Linked DNA regions of Homo sapiens: region 2 is linked to region 1. Evidence: read pairs that join two places in POLR2A ChIA-PET (ENCODE). Cell type or tissue: PC-9. All regions are shown on one strand.

Evidence for each region. ChIA-PET counts read pairs that join two places held together with the same protein. Peaks named below come from ENCODE experiments on the same cell type or tissue, not always from the same donor. Only the 100,000 strongest peaks of a DNase experiment are listed, where the experiment ranks them.
Region 2: POLR2A ChIA-PET joins it to region 1 with 5 read pairs; 1 of 35 experiments calls an interaction of 5 or more read pairs at or near these places.

What each region holds. Positions count from the first base shown.
Region 1 is chr1:94,333,257-94,338,256 of GRCh38, reverse strand. ARHGAP29-AS1 (ARHGAP29 antisense RNA 1) reads right to left here. Exons shown (of 4, transcript XR_002958338.2): 3 at 4,848-4,948; 4 at 3,451-3,745. Among named protein-coding and RNA genes, the nearest start is that of ABCD3, 83 kb to the left of the region's middle. In PC-9, CTCF peaks have their summits at 2,003 and 2,202 (motif pointing right); DNase peaks (open chromatin) are centred at 1,076 and 2,236; H3K27ac peaks cover 1,728 bases.
Region 2 is chr1:93,773,118-93,778,117 of GRCh38, reverse strand. It overlaps a transcript of BCAR3 not described here. Among named protein-coding and RNA genes, the nearest start is that of MIR760, 71 kb to the left of the region's middle. In PC-9, no CTCF peak of the experiment used is centred here; a DNase peak (open chromatin) is centred at 2,677; H3K4me3 peaks cover 3,107 bases; H3K27ac peaks cover 5,000 bases.

The DNA.
Region 1 (5,000 bases):
AATAGTGCCAAGGTTGAGAAAGCCTGCAAGTTTCTCCTAAATGTACAGCACAGATATGGCAACTGCCTGGCTGGCCAGCTTTAAGATTTTGTGGTTTTAACAAATGTAAAAAAATGGGAAGGATTTCCTTTTCTTTTCTTTCTTTCTTTTTTCTTTCTGAGATGGAGTCTCACTCTGTCACAAGGCTGGAGTGCAGTGGTGTGATCTTGGCTCACTGCAACCTCCACCTCCTGGGTTCAAGCAATTCTCTTGCCTCAGCCTCCCAAGTAGCTAGGACTACAGGTGCGTGCCACCATGCCCGGCTAATTTTTGTGTTTTTAGTAGAAACGGGGTTTCACCATGTTGGCCAGGATGGTCTCGATCTCTTGACCTTGTGATCCACCCACCTTGGCCTCCTAAAGTGCTAGGATTACAGGTGTGAGCCAACGCGCCCGGCCAAAAATGGGAAGGATATTCTTTGTTTCCATTTTAGAGGTTAAAATGAGATTTTATCAATATCTCTTATATTGCACTTCAAATTGTATCACACCTAAAGTCCACTTCCAATGCGAGGTTTTTCAGGTGCTTTTTTCAGGACTCACACCACCGTTTACCAAGTGCTTAGATGACATTGCTAAAGGGCTAGGAGAACAATGAAGGTTAAAAGCAGGTGGCAATAGACACTAAAATCCTGCCCAAAGTCACAGTCGTGGGTAGTGTGAAGTAGGGGTGTGTTGGGGCTCAGAAATCAATGCCTCAAAATGAAGGCCTTGGAAGCACCCTTAGAAGCAAAACCGTTTCTCTGCCCTTCCGCCCTATCAGTGCCATACTTGCCCTAGGCTAGTCATAGAAACTAGAATCCCTCTGCCCCCAAGGCAGGTCATAGAAACCAGAATCTTTTCTCCCCAAAGCTAGTCATAAAACTGAAAAATACTACTTTAATTTTCCCTCCACTTTTCTGCATAAAAACAGGCTATAAAGAAATTATCTGACCCACCTTGTTTGACTATGAGTCGTATAACCGCCCCCCCCATTCCAGACAGGGTCCTGCCCCATACCCAGAAGGAAGGAATGGTGCTCAGGAGGCCAAGAAGAATCCAGACAGACAGGCTTTGCTGGGCGTCCCCATTCAGTCTATTAGCATTGGATCATACTCTTTTCATCCAGTCATATTTCTACATGGCTGTCCATACTGTGGTGTACCTAAGCATAAAAATGGACAATTTCTCTTTTATCTTTGAGTCTTCATTCTGAAGGCGCCCATATATACATGTTAAATAGATGTGTATGCCTTTTTTCCAATTAACCTGCTTTTTGCTAGTTGATTTCTTCAGAGAACCTTCAGAGAAACAAGGGGAAAGCTCTCCCTCGGCCCCTGCAGTGGCTGGCCTTCAGTCCCAGCTTCACCCGCCAGCTCTGTCACTGACCAGTCACTGGCCCTTGGCAGTTCCCTCTCTGTGCTTCAGTTTTCTCTTTGGGAAATGAGGATTATGGTAAAGGGCTTACCTCTTTGTGGTGCGAATGCACATGTGACAAAATTAGAGCAGCACCTAGTGTGTAGAAAGCTTAGTTACCAAGATGGCGGGCACTTCCATTTACGAACCAAAGTGCTGCTGCTGTGAGGAAATAGCATAAGTATAGTTTATGTTTTCTTTGGCTGGCCAGCTTTAACTTTTTGTGGGTTTTTTTTTTTTTTTTTTCTGAGACAGAGTCTCACCCTGTTGCCCAGGCTGGAGTGTAGTGGCGCCACAATCTCAGCTCACAGCAACCTCCACCTCCCGGGTTCAGGCGATTTTCCTGCCTCAGCCTCCTAAGTAAGAGCGTGCCACCACGCCCGGCTAATTTTTGGTATCTTTAGTAGAGACGGTTTCACCGTGTTGGCCAGGCTGGTCTCGAACCCCTGACCTCGTGATCCACCCTCCTCAGCCTCCTACCTTGATTTCCATTTTTGAGGTTACAATGAGACTTTATTGTTATTTCTCATATTACTTTATATTTGTAAATTAATAAAGCAAATTACATATATTTGCTTTGTAATTTGCTTTATTAACTTACAAGCAAAATTAATAGAAGTGATTTTTATTAATAGCCGTGATTTTTCAAAGAATCACTAATAGCTATGATAGCAGGAAGAGCAATTCCTGGAACCACAGGCGTTATCCTGTATCTGTTGTTTCTCCCAGTTTTGTAACACATCACAAGAGGGCGCGAGAAGACGCCTTTTTGAACACAAGCAAGCCTCAGGCTGAAAATTTTGTTCTTTAAGCGGTACCAAAATAGTCACAAGATGGTGCTAACAGATTCCTTTTGAAAACCTAAATGGGCAGTCTCGATTTGGTTATTGGAATTATATAAAAGCTAATACTGCAGTTATCACTTTAATTAGAACAATACAATTCACGAGGTCAAGGGCAAACTTTTCAGTTCAAACGTAGACCAAATAGTCTCTGTTCTAGATCTAATCATAGCAAAGGTTTTGGAGTGAAAGTTTCTGTCTCTATTAATCAAAGTTTTAACAAAAAATATATTTTAAAAAATCATACTTAACAGGTGTTGAGTTAGCAGCCCTATTTCACAGAAAGGATGGAGTTCTTGAGGTCTGCTCTAAAGATCCCCTGCCTTGAGGAATGACTGTGAGGGGGAGCTACCTTGGGGAGTTCTGGTTTCTTTTCATTACAAGTTTACTCCTCGGCAAATTAGAGACTTGCTGAAAGAAAAGTAACAGGTCATCTCTGGAGTCCTGGATTTTATTCAAAGAAGAGCATGAAACATGATTTTAGACAACAAAAATAAAAGCAAGATTTTTTTGTCGTGTCTTTCCTTCTGAGCCTGAACTTACCTTCCCGTGGGGCGGGATGGCCCCCAGCAAGTGGAGAAGAATGAGGCTGAGGGACACATTCAAAGCAGAATGCATGCATAGCTTTTAAGAATATGATACAACAGCCTCAAGAACAGGAACTTGGGGTCATTCAGATGTCCTAACAGGAGGAATCAAATAGTGGCAGCTCCTTCAAATCGGTCGGTTCCTCTACTATTTCACTTTCTCCTTTTTGTATTTATGTAAAGAACAGGCTTGAGAATTATCATGCAATACTGAAGTAAGGAAAAGCTCTGAAGTCAGGAATGAAGGAATCCCACTTTTGTTACGTCAAAATTGCCAGAAGCCTAGACTAGAAGCAGGAGGGGGAGGAGAAAAGAAGCTAAGAGGGAGAAGGAGGTGATCAGGATTGAAAAACCACTCTAACCAGCAAGGTCTTAGCACCCTCTCACTCAGAACTCATATAATTCTCAAAATAACTCTACCAGTTTGGTGCTTTTACCTACACTTGACAGATATGGAAACTGAGAATGTGAGAAGGTAAGTCACTTTTTCAAGGTCACGCAACTAGTAAGGGGTGGAACCAGGAGTCAACCCAGATAGCTAAGAAATGCCAAGTATGTGGAATTTTAATAAAAGCTGACAAGGAATCATCCAGAACCTTTCATATTTACTCTGTGGCAGTTGTTGTCAGAGGAACATACAGAAAACAGGTAATTTGCTCTTCATTGCTGTGACTGAGGGGCAATGACCACGGAGGATACAGATAGGACTATAGTCTCTTCCCAGGGAAGGGAGTCTGGCTCTTCTCTGGAGGGCCCGGGATGCTGGGTGGTTTCCAGTGTAGGATGGAAGAAGCTACTTCCATGTTCCAGGCTGCGGCCTACCCAGCAGAAACTGCCTGGCTCCTTCCAAGGTGGTAGTTTCCCTCTGCTGTTTATTGATGTGCTATAAAAAGAAAAGTGCTTGTAAGCAACGCAAGTGCATGAACAACTTAATTAAAATAATTAAAGTAATAGCTTGTGAAAAAAAGTAGTAAAACTAATTATTATAAAGTAGCTGTGTGGGAGGATGAAAATTGCTGACATTCTTTAGGTCTAAGCTGCTCTGTTTGGCACAGAAAACACAGACAGTTTAACTATATCCTCAGAAGGGATCTGAGGTTCCCCTCTCCCAACTTAGATTTTAACTCTCCTGTTTCTCAGTTTTTAATTTCCTCCTTGGCAACAACCACACACGAATGACCCTCCAGTTCTCACTCCGAGTTGTCCCTTCTAGTCAAGCATCTGACTTTTTTTTTTTTTTTAGAGGGAGTCTTGCTCTGTCGCCCAGGCTGGAGTGCAGTGGGATGATCTCATCACTGCAACCTCCGCCTCCCGGGTTCAAGCAATTCTCCTGTCTCAGCCTCCCAAGTAGCTGGGATTAAAGGTGCACCCCACCATGCCCAGCTAATTTTTGTATTTTTAGTAGAGACGAGGTTTCACCATATTGGTCAGGCTGGTCTCGAACTCCTGACCTCAGGTGATCCGCCTGCCTTGGCCTCCCAAAGTCCTGGAATTACAGGCGTGAGGCACCGCGCCCAGCTGCATCTGACTTTTTTTTTTTTTTTAACTCAAAGAAGTATAAAAGTTTAGAATCTGAGAAGCTCAGTGCTGAAGGAACCTGCAAACCTGCTGGTAAAATTATCTGTAGGATGCGTGGCTCCCTTTGCAAACGTTCCCAGAGTGTTGCCACTTGATGGTTATCCAGCCTTTGCTGGAGCCCTTTCAGTGAGGACAAAATGACAGCTGTGGTAGCTCTGGCTGCTGTCGAGCGCCTTTTTGTTTTAAGTTACACTCAGTCCTTTTAGTGCCCCAGTATTCCTCATTCTCTGCTTCGAGGCCGTAGTGAATAAGGAAACTGCCCCTTCCAAATATTTGAAGGAAGAGCGATGTCAGCTCATGCCTTCCCAGTGTCTAATTCAATTGCCAAACCAGCCAGGTGTTCCACGCACAGGAGTGGAGCTCCAGCTGAGAGGTCCCACAGTTTACCTAGGCTCAGCCATGTTTACCTGAGATGGGCAGATGCAGCCCGGCTGAGAGCAGGGTCAGAGTCAGCTGAGAGGAGCCACAGTCGGAGCTGAGGGAAAATCGGTGAACATCAAGCCCAGACCTAGAATAGGGAACAGAAGAAGGACATCAAACTTGCTAGCTCAGAGCATCAA
Region 2 (5,000 bases), 560 kb after region 1:
AAGCTTAAACACCATGATATACCAGATAGTGAGGGAAGTGTCAGAGATCCCTGGGGTCATGTCAACAGGACTCAGAAGTCAACTTGTCAAGGCTCTCACTGGCCACAAATGGGACAATGTTAATATGAATAAGAATAACTAAAAAGGACTGAAATCCACATGAATTCTGTTGGAAATTCACAAGTTTATAATGATGTTCAAAAAAGAAAAATAAAGACCATTGTTCACCTTTGGATAATACTGGGGAACCAACTCATTATTCTGAAAACAGGAAAGCAAAGCAAAGGAATCTACATTTGCCATATAAATTGAACCTCAGGGTAACCAAATAGTGGAGAAGGGAATGTTTCTTTCTATAGGAGTATTCCAGCCAATAATTTAGAAGAAATATTGGGCCAGGTGTGGTGGCTCATGCCTGTAATCCCAGCACTCTGAGAGGCCAAGGCAGGAGGATTGTTTGAGCCCAGGAGTTTGCCACCAGCCTGGGCAACCTAGCGAGACCCCCATCTCTACAAAAAAAAATTTTAAATTAGCCAGGCACAGTGGTGCATGCCCGTGGAGGAGGAGGAGGAGGAAGAGGAGAAGGAAAGAAGAAGAGGAAGAGGTGGAGGAGGAGGAGGTGGAGGAAGAGGAAGGAGGAGGAGGAAGAAGAGGAGGAGGAAGAGGAGGAGGAGGAAGAGGAGGAGGAGGAAGAGGAGGAGGAAGAGGAGGAGGAAGAGGAAGAAGAGGAAGAAGAAGAGGAGGAAGAAGAAGAAGAGGAGGAAGAAGAAAGCAGAAGAAATATTATTTGCAAGCTCTTAAATAAATAATAATTCTGGGTATCAATAATTGTATTAGTTTCCTATGGCTGCCATAACAATGTACCACAAACCAGGTGGCTTAAAACAACAGAAATTTATTGTCTCGCAGCTCTGGAGGCTGAAATCAGAAATCAAAATACTGACAGGGCTGTGTTCCTCTGAAGCCTCTAGAAAAGAATTCTTCCTTTTGTTTGCCAGCAAGCAATCCTCAGCATTCCTCTGCTTGTAGAACCATCACTCCCTTCTCTGCCTCCATGGTCACATGGCTGTCTTCTCCCTGTGTCTATCTGTGTTCAAATTGTCCTCTTATAAGGACTGAATCAAGGCCCACCCTAATCCAGTATGACCTCATTTTAACCTGATTCCATCTGTAAGAACCCTGTTTCCAAATGAGGTCACGATCACAGGCACAGCGTTGGTGGGTAAATGTTCAACATATCCTTTTGGGGAACATAGTTCAACCCGTAATAATCATCAAGGGCAGCCTAGATCACAAATAGGAAGACATAAGACTTTATTTTCTGGCAGAGCATACCACCTATTGGCAAAGAATTAGACATAAATCAGAGTAAGTCTAGATCTACCTACCAATTTACAGGAAGTAGAGAGTACAAAAAGGCATGTTAAAAAATACCACAGGCAGTAGAATCAGCAAGATCCAGAATGTGGGAAACTCTACAGGACTAATAACTTGGTTTCTTCAACAAATAAATTGCAAGGAAATTCCAGGAGAGAGCTCTGTAAATTATAATAAAATGGACATAATAGACGTAACAACCAAATACAATATATAGATTTTGTTTGAAAATTTGAATACTTACTAGATATTTAATAAAATAATGGCTTATCGACAGTTTAAAAAACTTAATTATATTGTGGTAATGTTTACAAAGGGGAGAGTCTTTAACTTACAGTAGTACATTTCCGCAGATAAAATGGCATGTTTGGGGGTGGGAAGACAGTAGGGCGTGGGTTGGCTATGAAACAAAGTTAGCCAAGTTAATTAATGAAACTTGGTGGTGGGGACATGGGGGTTCATTATATTATTATCTCTGCTTCATATGCGGACATTTTCTATCCTATAAAATTAGAAAGAATTAACATGCAGTATGTTTAGTTAATGCTTCTCAGCTTGGGAAGTATCAGAACCTACCAGATACTGCTGAGGATACCTCCCTCCCTCAGCCTCATTGAGATCTTCTATTCTAGATACTTTCCTAGGAAATTGAGTTTCTCTTTTCAAACTTATTCACTGCAGCTTGATTGCTGATGGAAACCTTTTGTTTGCTGGAAGCTACTGGCTAGCTGACGAGAATACTTTTCATTAGGCAAGAAAGGAATTTTTCAAAACCCCTTTTATTATAAAAGTCCTAGGTACATACAGAGTCAAAAAGAAAATTCAAAAAGTGCAGAAAAATTAAGATCACTCCTCCCCAGTTCTACTTCCTGGAGTCTTCACTGCTTCAAGTTTCTTGTGAATTGCTCCAGACATTTTTCTAAGCATATACAAAAATAAGCATGATTTGGACCTTTCTGTAAGCCTAAGTATGTTTGCAACTTCGCTTTTTTTCCACCCAGCAATATATCTTAGAGACATTTTCATAGCAGCAAATACACATCCTCCTCTTTTTTATTCCATTATGTGGAAAATCGTATTTATTTCAAATTGGTCCCTGAATGGCAGGCACTTTTTTTCCAGTGATTTCCTCTTAGAGATAATGCTGCCATGCACCTTCTTGAACACATATAGAAAATGAATTTTTTAAAAAATATGCATCTCTTAAAAAAGCCCTTCCTTTCAGCTCAGGACAGGAAGTGCCCTATGATATGAAGCAAGCACACAACAAACCTCCTGGACCTGTCCGCATCACACTGTGACTCACCAGCCGCGCGCGTGCTGGGCAGGTAGAGGCTGGAGCGGTCAGGAGCATGCCTGGCTCCTGGTGCCTCTCTATGGAGAGCACCTCTGTGCCTCTCTGAGAGCACTCACAGCCAAAAGTACACAGCTGCCCCCAGGCTGAGAGTGCTTGATACACCCTTGAATCCCCTCTTATATGATGCCCCAGCCCAGGAGAGATAAAAGCATCAGCACCATGAGATTCACCTGCCTCTGGTCGTTAGGTAAGTTCACAGGCACTAGCGTTGAAAGATTCTAGGACTGAGGGATGTTAAACTCAATTAAATTTACCTGGACGCAGCAATTGCTTAGCTGGTGGTGTGTCCAAGTTAAGAAACTAAAATGCTAATGTGTAGCACCAGTGCCTCTGATGGCTTAGTGGCTTCTCTGAAAGTGGGTAACCAGAGTAAGATTTTATTTTAGCTTACTTTTTAGCTTACTCTATTTTGTTTAAAAATGTGGTTTGTGTTTAATCCTCTGGAAGTCCTCTGTGTCAGCATGGCTTTTCTTTCCTGCTGTGTGGGACTTTATACAAGACATCTCTTGCCAGATTTTGGAATTCCCTGGCAAGGAAGAGAGGCAATTTGAGTAACCTGGCCACAGACAAATACATTTCACTTCAGCAAAGCTTTTCAGATGTCATTGAAGATGTGTGAGAAACCAGATAGAAAGCTATAGAAAATGCTCTTTGAAAAAGTATTCCCTCATTGACTGCTTAGTGAAGCTCTTGCCATACGATCTCCTGAATGGGATAGATAACTTCAGGTCGTTGCTTTGCCAAGGAGAGGTTTGTTAGACCATAGGGACAGGGCTTGGGTGATGGTCAACTGTCTCAGTACAGGCTATGTGGGGCCTCCTTTACAGCTTCAACAATAAGTATCAAGGCTAGGGTCAAAATGTACATAGTTTGGTTTGCTTGTCTTTTTTTTTTTTTTTTGAAACAGAATCTCGCTCTGTTGATCAGGCTGGAGTGCAGTGGTCCGATCTCGGCTCACTGCAACCTCTGCCTCCTGGGTTCAAGCGATTCTCCTGCCTCAGACTCCTGAGTGGCTGGGACTACAGGTGCACGCCACCACGCCCGGCTAATTTTTGTATTTTTAGCAGAGGCAAGGTTTCACCATGTTGACCAGGATGGTCTCGATCTCCTGACCTCATCATCCACCCACCTCGGCCTCCCAAAAGTGCTGGGATTACAGGCATGAGCCACTGTGCCCTGCTGCTTGTCCTTTTTAAAATAATGCTCATGTGCCTGTTTGAAAAGTCAATGCTGGCTTACGTAGTTTCTCCCTGAAGAGTATATTTTGGAGTTACTCCTGATTGCTCTTAACTTCCTTTGTGAAATGTGGCCAATTGATAGTTATTCGAAGACAAGCATATGCTTACTTTAAAGGGACCAACAAAGTTCTTGATCATCTGACAACTTTGTTGTTTCAATAACAGCATTTGGCTTACAAATAAGGCTACTCAGAAATCACCATTTTAGTGGGACTTGAGGAGGGGATTCAAGTAGGGAATAGAGAAGGAGTTGAGTAAAAGTCCTGAGGCCAACACAAGAGATGCAGGATGAGCTGGCTAGAAGGAGAAGGCTGTTCTGTTTTTTATTTTTAAAAAAAGGAGCATTAATATAAAGAAAACATAAGAAAAAAAGAGCTAATGGAGGTGTGGTGGCTGGGGTGGGGGAATGGACTAACCTAAGAGGTCCTGGTCAGGCTGGGACAGAGCTTTGGACACAGTTCACTGCTGATTCCCAGCACCATGTGGAAATCCAGTCCTATACTTTATAGGCACTGGGCACTAGCTGATTGTGCAACTGGAACCTGGTCTAAGACTTTCATGAGCAGGGTCCAATCACCAGGTTTCATGGGGCTATGGAAATAAATCCTGACCAGAGATCAAGTGGATTAGGACCCAGGAGACAGGCACTGATTCTTAGGAAATCATCCAGGGAAGCTTTCTGTCTGCCCCCCTCCCCTTCCCACCTGCACAGGGGTGTCCCATTTCCTGTCCAGTCTCCCTAAACAGCATTTATGTTCTGAACTAGTTCAGCTCCATAGAGAAGCTTTTGTTAAGCATTCATTAGCTTGTAAGATTTTTTTTTCACCTATGAAATTCTCTCAAGTCTTTTGACATTGTCAAGTGCCACAATGATTGGTTTGAACAACTGTGACTTTCAGCTGCCTGAAGACTTGTAATGCCATCCCTGTGGATTGTAGATTCAAACGCAGGCATCTTTTAGTCAACAGGAGGAAACATGAGAAAGGGACGTAGGGTCCTCTCTCCCTGCCTTTGGGGTCTGCAAGCTA